2 separate regions of the Homo sapiens genome follow, and region 2 is linked to region 1. The links are chromatin loops, found by intact Hi-C in ENCODE. Cell type or tissue: heart left ventricle. All regions are shown on one strand. Each heading gives the region's core, and the rest is flanking DNA. Links, peaks and the distances in the headings are about the cores only.

Region 1 (6,866 bases), core at 640-5,639:
CCCTCAAGGAACTCACAGTCTTTTTGGGGAGACTGACAGGTAAATAACTATACTCTACTGTGCTAAGTATCATAATAAAGGACTGTAGAAAGTGCTGCAGATGCACAGAGGAGAAAATGATTCTGCTTGAAGGGGTCGTAGAATGGTTACTTTGGAACTTGAAAATCGCTTAAAAAATGAGGGAAAGCACATTGCAGCTGGAGAGAACAGCATGAGCAAAGGCATGGGAGGCACAGGAGAGGATGGATTTGGGGAGATGAGCAGGCAGGTATAGCTAGAATGGGGCATGTAGAAGAGAATGATGGGAAATGAGGATGGAAAAGTAGGTTGGAGTGGGGTGGGGATGCTAGTTTGTAGAGAGTCTTGAATGCCCCACAAAAGACTTCAGACTTGACCCTCTGGGTTGTAAGCCACTCTCAGAGTCCTTTGTCAAGGGAGTAACACAGCGAGCTCTATGCTGGCGACAGCTGACTCTCGGGGAGAGCCTGGCAGCTGGAAAAGCTTCCACGACAGAGCCCGTGAGCCTCAGGATGAGGGCTGCCCTTGAGCAGTTGGGATGGAAAGGAGAGAAGACTTGAGAGACCGTTTAGAGGAGGAATGAACAGAGTTTGTGAGTGCCCGTGTTTAGGGAATAGAGAGGAGCCAGAGAACTTTGTAGTGAAGCTTTTCCCTGGGATACAGAAAGCAGGAATTTTAAACAGATAAAACAAGAGTTGTGAAGAAGCAAGGCTAATGTCTATCCATTAGCCTATGAAAAACCTGTAATTGGGCCCTCTCTTCAGTCATCGTAACAGAATGTTGCCATGAGAGCTGCGAAGTGAATTGCACTGTGCCATCCTTGTTTTTGGAGCTAGCCAGTAATTCTTATTTAGCAACTGGGGCAGTGCTGCTCTCCCTGATTCCGCTTCGAGTGGACCTATATTCAGAGAAAAAAAATGCTGTTTTTTTCTGAAACTGGTAAGTAAGATTGCAGGAAGAGAATCATGGGTACACCCTGCTTGCCTTAGAATCCAAGCTGTTGCTAAGGAAAGTGGCAGGAGCCAAAAATCTGCATCAACAGCTATAGAGAAGCAAGAAAACATTAACCATTCCATAGCTTCTGTGTTGAGAAAAGTAGTTGCCTGACAATGTATATGTGTGAATAGACCATTTTTTGGCTTCAAAATCTCATTTGCTCTTTGTCTTTCTCCTTTAGGGTTGGTGTTGATTCAGACCAAGAACACTTGGTAAATATGCGTTTTTGTTGTTCCTGGCATTTCTGTCAAATGTGCAGTCATTTGGAAAGAAAACAATCTACTATAAACTTCAACCTTCTATTTAGATCCTGTCCTCTTTGCCTCAGCTTTGGAGGAATGATATCATTCCTGGCTTTTCTCACTGCTCCATAGAGACAAAACCAAGTTTGCCACAGTGCCATAGTGTGTGGTTATCAAGGGTGACAGCTTTCATGTCTCTGGGCCATCCTGCCTGGGCTTTTGTCCCAGAGGAGAGCAGTCTTTTAAGCACTCCTGGGTTTTCGAGTGACTCCTCTGGCACGGGGAGGCTTTTTCCACTTTGGTTTGCGCATGAAGGCTTGTCTCTGATGTAAGCCCCACTCCAGCTGCTCTTCCTGTGTAACTTTCAAATCGAATGACCAGCAGCTGCCCTAGAGAACTGCCTAGAAGCTTTTGAATCTTCAACCAGTCTTCCCTGCCTGCTCAGGGAAACGCACTTTCTTACCTTGCCCCTCAGCCTTGGCCACGTTTCCTTGCTTCCTTCCTTCTGTTGTGTCAGTTTCTCAGTTGTTGCTATGAACTTGAGCCCGTTGGACTGAATGCATTGTAACTCACTGCCCTCTCTAGACTGACTACCCTTGTCTGGTATTTTCCATCTGTTTTTCAATTGCTTCTGAGCACCATTGAATATGTGTCTCCATATCAGACGTTAGATGAGAAATCACAGAAATTAGATTTTTGAACATGGAAAGCATCTCTTTCAAAACACAATTTTTTTCTTGTCAGAAACAAACCACAGTCAGTATATTTGTCTTCAGGGTGAGGTTAAAAAAAACATTTCTCAGATTCATTTCCTAAATGCTAATTTTGTTAGCTGTTGAGTGATGAGTGTGAATGTATGTATGAGATATAGTAAGTACTTGACTCTTGTGGTCAGAGCCTTAAAGTAGAATTCCATGGGCTTGACATACTTGTAAAAACCAAGCTGGATAAATTCCCATGATGCCGGGCTCCTGGTGTAGTGTCCAAGGGGTGATAATTCCTCAGTGCCTCCTCCCTGTGTGAAAACAAGAATAAAGTTAATCATGCAGTTCAAAAGACAAATGCTCGATCACTGTGTAAGTCTCCACCAGCTGTGTCACCTGTGTAACCACAGAGGAGAAATGGAAAAGGAGTGACAGGGAGAGAGCCAGGTAGGTGAGTGCCAGTCGTGACATACAGAACAAAGGACCGTTTTTTTTCCCATACCTTCAAAACCCTATGGCTGGGCCGGGCATGGTGGCTCACGCCTGTAATCCCAGCATATTGGGAGGCCAAAGCGGGTGGATCACACGAGGTCAGGAATTCGAGACCAGCCTGGCCAACATGGTGAAACCCTGTCTCTGCTAAAAATACAGAAATTAGCTGGGCGTGGTGGTGGGTGCCTGTAGTCCCAGCTACTCAGGAAACTGAGGCAGGAGATCGTGCCACTGCACTCCAGCCTGGGCAACAGAGCGAGACTCTGTCTGGAAAAACAAAAACAAAATAAAAAAAAAACAACCCTGTGGCTGTCTTGGTTATATTGTTCCTTTAATATTTTGAATGTCCACGAGAAAGCACAGAGGAACCTTATACTAAGTATGGAGTGTGTGGGGGTGGGGTATACAGGTGTTCATGTGGTGAGGGGTGGTGAAATGTTGTTCTTCAAGAGGTGGAGGCACAGAAAGATACTTCTATGATGTGAAAGGAATTGCAGGTGTTCTTCAGCTTTCGTAAGCCCATACAGTGTTTCCAAACATTTTTGTGTTATATATAAGTTGATACATGACACGTGACACGTTGAAGCAGAGAGAAATTTATTTTGAGCATTAGGAAGGACAGGAAGAAGCCAAAACCCAGAATCTAAACTCTGTGCTTGCTTGCTTATTTATTTATTTATTTATTTACTTACTTACTGAGATGAAGTTTCACTCTGTCGGTCATGCTAGAGTGCAGTGGCACGATCTCAGGTCACTGCAACCTCCACCTCCCAGATTCAAGCAATTCTCTTGCCTCACCCTTCCAGGTAGCTGAGACTATAGGTGCCTGCCACCACGCCCAGCTCATTTTTTTGTGTGTTTTTAGTAGAGACGGGGTTTCCCCATATTGGTCAGGCTGGACTCGAACTCCTGACCTCAAGTGATATACCCGCCTTGGCTTCCCAAAGTGTTGGGATTACAGGCATGAGCCACTGTGTCTGGCCTAAATTCTGTGCTTTTAGAAAAGAAGATTATGGAAACATAGAACATGAGCACTGGAAAGGGCCTTCAGAATTCTCTAACCCTCATCATGTTTTTATACATGAAGAAATTCGGGCCCAGAGAGAGAAAGGGACTTGCTTAAACTACTTAATGTCAATAAGCTGGGACTGGAAGCAGATTGCCTAACTGCCCAACTGCTGACTGCACCATATTACAAATAAAGACACAGTTTATATTTTTGGAAACTTTTAGAAGACGCCTACTTGCTATGTTAGTTTCTCCTCCTAGCTGGTCAGGCTTACCATGGAATTTCCCTACTTGTTTTTATTTTGCTAGTGTTTCAAGAACATAGTAGCAACTTTGAAGTTGCTAGTTATTTTCGAGATCCATGACGACTCCCAAATATAGGGATGTTGATGTGATATTTTCTAAGGTGCTATTATTACATTGAGAGTTAAGTCTTTCAGGTTCAGTACATGAATTATACCACATTGATTTTTTTTCTTTTTTTTGAGATGGAGTCTCGCTCTGTCGCCGAGTCTGGAGTGCAGTGGCACGATCTCGGCTCACTGCAACCTCTACCTCCCGGGTTCAAGTGAACTTCCTGCCTCAGCCTCCTGAGTAGCTGGGATTACAGGCAGGCCCCACCACGCCTGGCTAATTTTTGTATTTTTAGTAGAAACGGGGTTTCACCATGTTGGTCAGGCTGGTCTCGAACTCCTGATCTCGTGATCTGCCTGCCTCGGCCTCCCAAAGTGCTGGGATTACAGGCATGAGCCACCACACCCGGCCCCCACATTGATTTTTTAAGTGAGAGTAGATTCGTAAGTTAGCAAGCAGCCTGAGTAATAGAGGTGTTCAGAAAAACATTTCAATTTCCTATTCCAAAGCTGCAATATACAAACTATTAAATTTCTAATGTTACCCTTGTTGGAGAGTGTCTTATAATATAGTAGCCTCTATTTCTGATTCTCCAAAGGAATGGCTCTAAATAAATGTTCATATCTTTGTATAGATATTGATTTCTGTATTATCTATCTGCAGGGTGTTCCTGAAAATGAAAGGAGAACTACCAAAGCAGAGAGTGCTTGGCTTTTCCGGATGTGGTACAACTTTGATCATAAGTATCCTTAATTGAGGGAAAAAAAAAAAGGATAATGTGGACATAGATAATTACAGTTTAATGGAACAAGTGTTTTGACTATTCTCTTCCTGGAGCAGAATATAAAACCTACCTTTCATCTTCCCTTTCCCCATCAGTGCTGTGGAAAAGGAAACCCACACAGACAGATTCCTCTTCAAACCCATGAAACCGTAGGGACTGGTCATTTCAGAAGCTGGCTGTGTAAAGGGAACCAAAGCCCAAATGACATACTTTCTTTGATATATAGGTTTATTTATTGAGCAAACTTTAATATTTGTTGTCCTTTAGCTAATTTAGTGAATCCCACAGAAGGTATTTCTTGGTTCTTGTCTGCGTACTTGGCAGGGTAAGAGAGGAAAGGCTTGGGAAAAAGCATGAGAATGAAATCAAAATGCGATAATGTTCAATACTGCGCTGTTCAGCAATACACTTTTTTTTCCCCTGACCTTTCCAAAGACTAGGAGATTCTCTCTGTTCAGCATGCCACAGATAGCTAATGTTTTTGTTTGCCAGATTTCCTTCTTGCCCTGTTGTAAGTCTGTTTCATAGCTGTACTTTGAGTAGTGTTGATATTCTATAACCTCTTTAAATCAGGGATCCCCAACTCCCGGGCCGCGGACCAGTACTGGTCCGTGGCCTGTTGGGAACCGGGCCACACAGCAGGAGGTGAGCAATGGGCCAGTGAACATTACCACCTGAGCTCCGCCTCCTGTCAGATGAGCAGCATTAGATTCTCACAGGAGCCCGAACCCTGTTGTGAACTGCACTTGCGAGGGATCTAGGTTACATACTCCTTATGAGAATCTAATGTCTGATGATGTGAGGTGGAACAGTTTTATCCCAAAACTGTTTTGTTCCCAGCCCAGTCCATGGAAAAATTGTCTTCCACAAAACCGGTCCCTGGTGCCAAAAGAGTTGGGGACCACTGCTTTAAATCATGCCTTTTAAACATTTTATCATTATTAAAATTAATTTCTTATTTGAAAATTCACCTAGCAAAAACAGCCATGGAGTTCTTTCAGGCTCTGATTTATCAGTAAATGATTCAAAACTTGGTTTATGTTCTATTGAAGCAAATTGGAGACAACCGTGTAAGAAATTTGTCCTTGCTTTCAACTTTCTGATGAAAGCCTTGTATATTTAAGAAAAATCACTTGACACTTAATGATTAGAAGCTACTACTTACCATGTTCTGTTTGGTAATTTTTGCATTCACTGCTTGCAAGTACTTCAAAATTAAATTATTGTATGGAAACAAGAATGCAAGCATATCTGGGGTATTAAGACTCCCATTAGAGAAAGAGAGCCTGGCTCTTAAAATTTTTTAAAGATTATGTCATTACTTTTGGCTCCATTGTCAGGGTTTTGGATATAAGCCACTCTCATATCTCTTGGGGCTTTTTCATCCCTCTAATTTAGCAATAATTTTTTAGTGAGTTTTCTGCATAAAATGTTTTGTACATTTTCTACATAATATATAAAACAGTTCAATGATCCTAATGTTGAGAAAGCGTAGAATAATAGCTTATTCTTCTGTATATTTTATGGAAGTAAACACCAAGGCTTGTTTGACTCAGTACTGCCCTATTAAGTCCTACTCAATGAAGACCTGATCATTTTAATACCTAGTGCCCTGATATAATTAAATATTCATTATTTTAGATTTCAGTTCATTTGTGTAGGCAAATGATTTGTTATAATTGAGCTATAACTTGAATACAATAAAGTACACGAATCTTAAGTGTACAGCTTAATGAATTTCAACCTGTGTCAACAACTGTGTGCCTCCCACCCATACAAAGATACAAATGAACATTCTCTATCCCCCTCCACAAAGGGGTAACCATGATTCTGACTTTCATCAACATGGGTTAGTTTTACCTGATTTTGATCTTTATATATATGGATTCATATATTAGGTATTCGTTTCTGTCTTGCTTCTTTCACTCGACATCTGTGTAATTTATCCCTATTGTTTCATGTAACAGCAATTCATTCTTTTTTTATTGCTGTAGTAGGGTAGAGCTCTGTAGTAGGAATATACTACAGGATTTTTGTTTGTAACCAGTCTACTGTTAATAAATATTTGGGTTGGTTCTAGCTTTTGGCTATTACAAAAACCTGCATGAATATATATCTTTTGGTGGACATAGCACTCATTTCTCTTGGGTATATACCAAGGAGTGCAAAGAGTGGAATTTAGGACAAGTATATGTTTAACGTGTTTTTTGTTTGTTTGTTTGTTTGTTTGTTTGTTTGCAGTAGTGTCTGGCTCTGTCACCCAGGCTG
Region 2 (6,866 bases), core at 875-5,874, 91 kb after region 1:
AGGGTGTTGTCTAAAGCACAGCTCTGCTCATGTAACTCCTCTGCTCAGAAGCCTTCCTATTTATCTCTTGCCTAGTGAGATAAGTCCAAACTTTTTATGCCCTCTAGGATACGGCCTAACCTACCTGCACTGCTTTAGGGGGTTACTACACTTCAGTTATTACCTCCGGGCCAACTAGGGTACTTGACACTTCCTAAACACAATAGGTGCATCTCACTTCCATTGCTCTTCCTGTGCATTGCCACACCATCCTGCCCTAACCACCTCACGCAGCTGGAATTGCCTTTCTCATTGACCTGTACCTGTCAAAGTCCCGCTACCCTCCAAAGCCCCAAAAGGTACTTCCTCCATTAAGAATTGACTTTATTCTCATCATAACTTTTGGTGCCTCCTTGGGCTCAGTCTTGGCTTTCTTCCATGTGTTCTAGTTATTGATACACAGAACCGTACTATAAACTCTGAGACAGTAGTGATATAAAATTTTGTTTTGGCTCCAATGGCACCTAGCACAGTGCATGGCATATAGTAGGTACTCTACCAATGCCTGTGAAATAAATACATCTTACATTTCTGTAAGTGTGGAAGAATACCATCACATTTTAACAGCTTTATTGAGATATCATTCAAATACCGGACAATTCACCCATTTAAAAGGTACAGTTAGGCCAGGAGTGGCGGCTCATGCCTGACACCCTGAACTTTGGGAGGCCAAGGTGGGGAATCACTTGAGCCCAGGAGATCAAGACTATCCTGGGCAACATAGTGAGACTCCATCTCTACAAAAATCAACAAAATTAGCCAGGCATGGTGGTACACACCTGTGGTGGCCCCAGCTACAAGGGAGGCTGAGGTGGGAGGATTGCTTGAGCTGAGGAGTTTGAAGCTGCAGTGAATTATGATCATGCTACTGTACTCCAATCTGGGTGACAGAGTGAGACTCCTCAATAAATAAATAAATAAATAACATACAGTTCAATGGTTTTTAGTATTCATAGAATTGTGCAACCATCACCAAAATCAATTTTGAACATTTCCATCACCCCAAAAGAAACTCTGTAGCCATTAGTAGGCATTCCCTATTTCCTACCAACTCTCTAGCCCTAGGTAAACAATAATCTATCTTCTGTATCTACAAATTAGCTTACCTAGTTATTTCACATAAATGGAACCATAAATATGTAAGTTTTTAACGACTGGCTTCTTTCGCTTAGCATAATGTTTTCAAGGTTCACCCATGTTGTAGCTTGTATCAGTACTTCATTCCTTTTGCACTTGGAGATCCAGGTATCCCAGAATTTGTTGAAGAGGCTATTCTTTCTTTCCGCATTGAATGGACTTGGCATCCATGTTGAAATCAGTTGATCATAGACTTATTGGTTCATTTTTTGACTCTTAATTCTATTCCATTGTTCTATATGTCTATCCTTATTCCAATAGCACACTGTTTTGATTACTGTAGCTTTGTGGTAAGTTTTGATATTTGGAAGTATGAGTTCTCCAACTTCATTTTTCTTTTTCAATATTGTTTTGGCCATTCAGGGCCCCTCGTAATTCCAAATGAATTTGAGGATTGGCTTTGCCATTTCTGCAAAAACTGCTATTGGAATTTTGATAGGGATTGTATTAAATTATGAATCAGCTTGGGGAATATTGGCATCTTAACAATATTAAATCTTTTGCACCATGAACATGGAACATGTTTCCATTTATTTAGGTCTTCTTTAGTTTCTTTGCATGATGTTTTGTACTTTTCAGAATAGAAGTTTTGCATCTCTTTTGTTAAATTTATTTCTAAGTAATTTACTCTTTTTGATACTATTGTAAACTGAAGTGTTTTCTTAATTTTATTTTCAGATTGTTACTATAACATTTTGAATAAGATACAAAAAATCACCATGATCAATCAAAGTTTAAAATCAAAGGTTGTTAATATATATTTTTAGGTTGTTGTTTCAGGGCTTCCTGTGTTTTACAATGTCCAGCACAGTAACAAGGCTTTAAAAAATTATCACATTAGTATGTTTTGGTAATGTGGAAACAATTGACCTCACTAATGGATTTAAGATTATCATAAAAATTCTAAGCCAATACTATCATATCTGAGAAAAGTTAATGTGAAACTGTTTACTTTGGTTGTTCCAGAAACCTGTCTTCTAATAGTTAAAGTATTTAATATGCTCCTTGGGTGACTGGCTATTTCCATAATTATAGTTCTTTCTCTAAAAAACGTGGAAAATTCTTGGGTGTTGGCATTAAATGTCTTGTTTTCTTTAATGAACTGAAAATCAGATCCAATCAGATTAAAATTTTCTCAAGGACCAAGATCTGGACTCTGCAGTTAATGTTCTGGATGAGTTTTGTTTTTTGCAGTAGACATAAATTCACACCAACTCCTCACCTAGAGAAGTCAGTCCCTCCGTTTCTCTATTTTTCCCTTAAGACATCACACTTAGCATAGTCCTCTCTCTTTGAATTGCTGGTTCTCCTTGCTTTATGCCTAATTAAATAATAAACAACTTTATCAAAATATCTAGTATGTTATTGGCCAGAAATCAAGTATACAGTGAACATTTATTTTACTTGAAACAATATTTTTTATCTTAAAAAAGGTTTTTATGCTAGTCAGGGTTTTAGAATGTTTACCCAGATGTTGTGTCAACTTTTAAAAAGAAATTTCATAGACGGGAGGCATTTGAGAAGTTGGAAAGGACCTTAGAAATCCAGCACAGGGGTCTGTGAGCCAAGTTCAGCCTGTAGGCATGTTTTACTTGGCCCTGGTGGTATTTTAAAACTATTTAAATTAGTTGCCAACATTTACAAGTCATAAAAATCTGGATTTCTGCCTTTTCTTGAAAAAGTGGGTAAACCTGGCCATCTCAGGGCTACACTGCAGCATGGCACATACTGGGTGCATATGCACTCCATCCAGTTTCTCAGGGTCCTCCTGTAGGCTCACTTCCATCAGTTGCATGACCTGCTGACCCTGGGGGAGGCCCCTTTGCATCTGTGACTCCTGAGCTAACGTAATCCCCTTCTGAGGTTTTGAGACTGAGGTTTGGAAAAATCATTACTGCCCAAAGCTAGTCAACAGCTAATCAGTTGTCAATTTCTTTTCTTTTCTTTTTTTAATATTTATTTATTTATTTATTTATTTATTTATTTATTTATTTATTATGTATTTATTTATTCATTCATTTATTCATTTATTTTGAGATAGGGTCTCACTCTGTTGCCCAGGCTGGAGTGCAGTGGTGCTGTTACAGCTCATTGCAGCCTCGACCTCCCCAGGCTCTGGTGATCCTCCCACTTCAGCCTCCTGAGTAGCTGGGACTACAGGCATGTGCCACTATGCCTGGCTAATTTGTGTGTGTGTGTGTGTGGCGAAAGGGTTTCGTTTCTCCCTGTTACCCAGGCTGGTTGCAAACTCCTGGGCTCAAGCCATCCATCTGCCTCAGCCTCTCAGTGCTGGGAATATAGGCATAAGCCACCTTGCCCGGCCTAGTTGTCAATTTCTTAATAATGCCAAGAGTATTATTTATAAAACAGATAAAGTTAGAGGAGGGCTAATTATTCTACATTTTCAAAGGACTTTCTTGCTTGAATGGCATCCCCATTGATGTAGTTAGGCTTTTAAAATATAATGAACTGACGGAGGATCCAGGGAAGAGCCACAGCAAATCAGAGTGATTATACCTAAAAACAATAAAATGTGTTCTGAATCATCATCGTTTCAATCTATCTCCCAGTTTATATCTGACCTCCTCTTTAAAATTTTCTTTCTTGTCTTTCTTTTGTTTCTCTCCTCTTCTTCCAAACCCTATGATTTATTTATGTATCTGGGTCACAACTAAGTTAGTCCTTAATCATCTGTTCATTCATTAAATATTTATTTCAACACTTACTAGCTGCCAGGTGCTGTTCTGGTCACTTGGGATAGCACAGTGAACAAAAGGGACAAAAATTCCTTGCGCCACTTACATGCTAGTGGGAGAATGAGATGATAAGTAAACAAAGAAGATCATTTCTGATAGTTATAGGCACTCCGAAGGTGTAAAAACAGGACAATGTGACAGCTGGGGTTGGGGTCTATGAAGCCAGCCATATCAAAGTGTGGGGAAGAGTGATGTAGGCTGAGAGGAAAACAAGCACAATGGCCCTGAAATGGAAACAAGCTTCGTGTGTTCAATGAAGGGACAGGCTAATTGGTAGGAGCTGAGATGGGGGAGGGGGGCAAGGGACAGGCATGCAGGGCCTTGCAGGCCATGGACATAGGTTTAGATTTTATTCCGCATTAGGAGCCCTTGGAGGGGTTTCCTTTATATTGGCCATGACTTATACAGTTGTCTCGCTCTTGATATCCATGGGAGATTGGTTCCAGGACCACTCACTGGTGAACACCAAAATCCACAGGTATAATCCCTGATAGAAAATGTTGCAGTATTCACATATCACCTATGCACATCCTGCCGTATACTTTAAATCATCTCTAGATTACTTATCACACTTATTACAATGCAAATGTTATGTAAAAGGTTATTATATTGCATTTTTAAATTTTGTATTTTTTTTGTTGTATTATTATCTTTTACTGTGAGGTTTTTAAAGAATTTTTCTGCCAGATGTGCTGGCTCACATCTGTAATCCCAGCACTTTGGGAGGCTGAGGCAGGCAGATTGCTTGAGCTCAGGACTTCGAAAGCAGCCTGGGCAACACAGGGAACCCCCCCCCTTACAAAAAATACAAAAATTAGCCAGGAGTGGTGGCACCTGCCTGTGGTCCCAGTTACTCACGAAGCTGAGGTGGGAGTGCAGCAGGAGAATAGGGTCTGGAGGCAGGAAACCTAGGGCTGTTTCACGCCAACTTCCTAGAACTAAATTGAAAAGAAAACCCTAACTTTCCATGCCTAAGTAACAAAAGGACCAGAAGTGACTCCCTTTGCAAACCCTCACCTTTTCCGCATGGGCAGAAGAGAAATTTAAAGTATCTCTGATTGGTTGCTTTTTGCAACCAATCAGACGTTTGTACAGGAATGTGACCTTTGTAACTTCACTTCTGATCACAGGCTTACATGAGGTGAGCACCAAGTGGCCAATGGGAAACCTCTAGGGGGTATTCGAACCCAAGAAGATTCTGTATCTGGACCCTTGAGCCACTGCTTGGCTGGCTCCCACACTGTGGAGTGTACTTCCATTTTCAATAAATCCCTACTTTCATTCTTTTGTTGCTTCATTTTTTCCTTGCTTTGCTGTGCGTTTTGTCCAATTCTTTGTTCAAAATGCCAAGAACCTGGACAACTTGTGGTCAAGACCCTCTACCACTAACAGGAGGATCACTTGAGTCTGGGTGGAGGTTGCAGTGAGCTAAGATCATGCCACTGCACTCCAGCCTGGGCGACAGAGCAAGACCCTGTCTTAAAAAAAAAAAAAAAAGAAAGAAATTTTCCATTCGTGGTTGGTTGAATCCACGGATGCAAAATCCACAGATATGGAGGGCTAACTGTGTTTCTTCTGAGTCTTCCGCAGCAGACTGCATAGTGCTAGGCATATAGGAGTAAGTAAATACACACTAATGCGTTGACTAGTTGATAATTGGGTCAGGGACCCTAAGCAATCCTCTGGAAGCAGACTGGCACTAGGAGGACCTGGAATGGCAAAGCTTAGGAATGCTTCATTTGCAAGAGACAGTTTCCTTAGGATAAAACAAGGGCAACGGAAGCAAGCACCAGGAGCTCTTTAGTGTTTCCATCTTACATGATGTCTTGAGAACTCTGTAACACCTCTGTGCAGAAGAGAGCAAGTCTTTGACTCAGTGACTCAAATGAGGAAGAAGTTGTCATTGGATGTCACTAGTGTCAACGGCGTCCATCCTCCTGAGTATACAAGATATAAACAGGTCTCCTCTGAGAGAAGCAGCAGTGAGCAGGTGAGGCCCCAGCATTTGGCTGTGGACAAGCCTATTGCCTGGCCCTCAGAGAACTGTGGGTTCTGGATGGGGTGTGTGTGTGTGTGCACACGTGCGTGTGCATGCATGTGTGCACACGTGCGTGTGCATGCATGTGTGCACACGTGCGTGTGCATGCATGTTTGTGCGTGTGCATGCATGTTTGCACGCGTGCATGTGCATGTGTGTGTGCACACCTCTGGAATCTGCTCAGACCTTTGAAACAGTTCAGCTGTTAAGGCAGAAACTTCCCAAGAGATGTCAGAGAAACCAGTGTGGATCATTATCTGATAATTACTAAATATTAGCTTGAGTGAAGGTTAAAGGGGTTCTGCCGAGAACTCCTCTAGGCTACAATCTCTCTTAGAGTTCTGAACCTTCCATTCACTGACCTATACAAAGTGGCAGGGAGAAGGGAATCTTGCTGATCTATGGGAAAAAAAATTGCCCCCAAATAATTATTATGTACCTCAATGGCAAGTTATGATCCAACATCTCTAAAACATGTACATACAGTGGGCCAGGCGCGGTGGCTCACGCCTGTAATTACCAGCACTTTGGGAGGCCGAGGTGGGTGGATCACCTGAGGTCAGGAGTTCGAGACCAGCCTAGCCAACATGGCAAAACTCCTTCTCTACTAAAAACACAAAAAAATAGCCAGGCATGGTGACGGGCGCCTGTAATCCCAGCTACTTGGGAGGCTGAAGCAGGAGAATTGTTTGAACCAGGGGGCGGAGATTGCAGTGAACTGAGATTGTGCCGTTGCACTCCAGCCTGGGCAACAGAGCAAGATTCTGTCTCAAAAAAAAAGAAAAGAAAAAAAAAAAAAAGAAAAAGGTATGCACAGTGAGGTCAGGAACACATACATGAAAATAAGTCTGTCTATTCTAGCATAATGTAGTAAGGGTGCCTGGGTTTAAATACTG

What was found. Hi-C counts contacts between places; a loop is a spot of excess contacts. Peaks named below come from ENCODE experiments on the same cell type or tissue, not always from the same donor. Only the 100,000 strongest peaks of a DNase experiment are listed, where the experiment ranks them.
Region 2: a loop joins it to region 1, with 5 times the contacts of the local background. A loop is called at or near these places in 6 of 110 quality-filtered maps.

What each region holds. Positions count from the first base shown.
Region 1 is chrX:136,028,937-136,035,802 of GRCh38, forward strand. It overlaps SLC9A6 (solute carrier family 9 member A6), which reads left to right. Exons shown (of 18, transcript NM_001379110.1): 14 at 1-39; 15 at 1,196-1,226; 16 at 4,478-4,557. Among named protein-coding and RNA genes, the nearest start is that of SLC9A6, 47 kb to the left of the region's middle. In heart left ventricle, for the core only: no CTCF peak of the experiment used is centred there; no DNase peak of the experiment used is centred there; H3K27ac peaks cover 4,333 bases.
Region 2 is chrX:136,119,252-136,126,117 of GRCh38, forward strand. No RefSeq gene overlaps it. Among named protein-coding and RNA genes, the nearest start is that of FHL1, 74 kb to the right of the region's middle. In heart left ventricle, for the core only: no CTCF peak of the experiment used is centred there; no DNase peak of the experiment used is centred there; H3K27ac peaks cover 548 bases.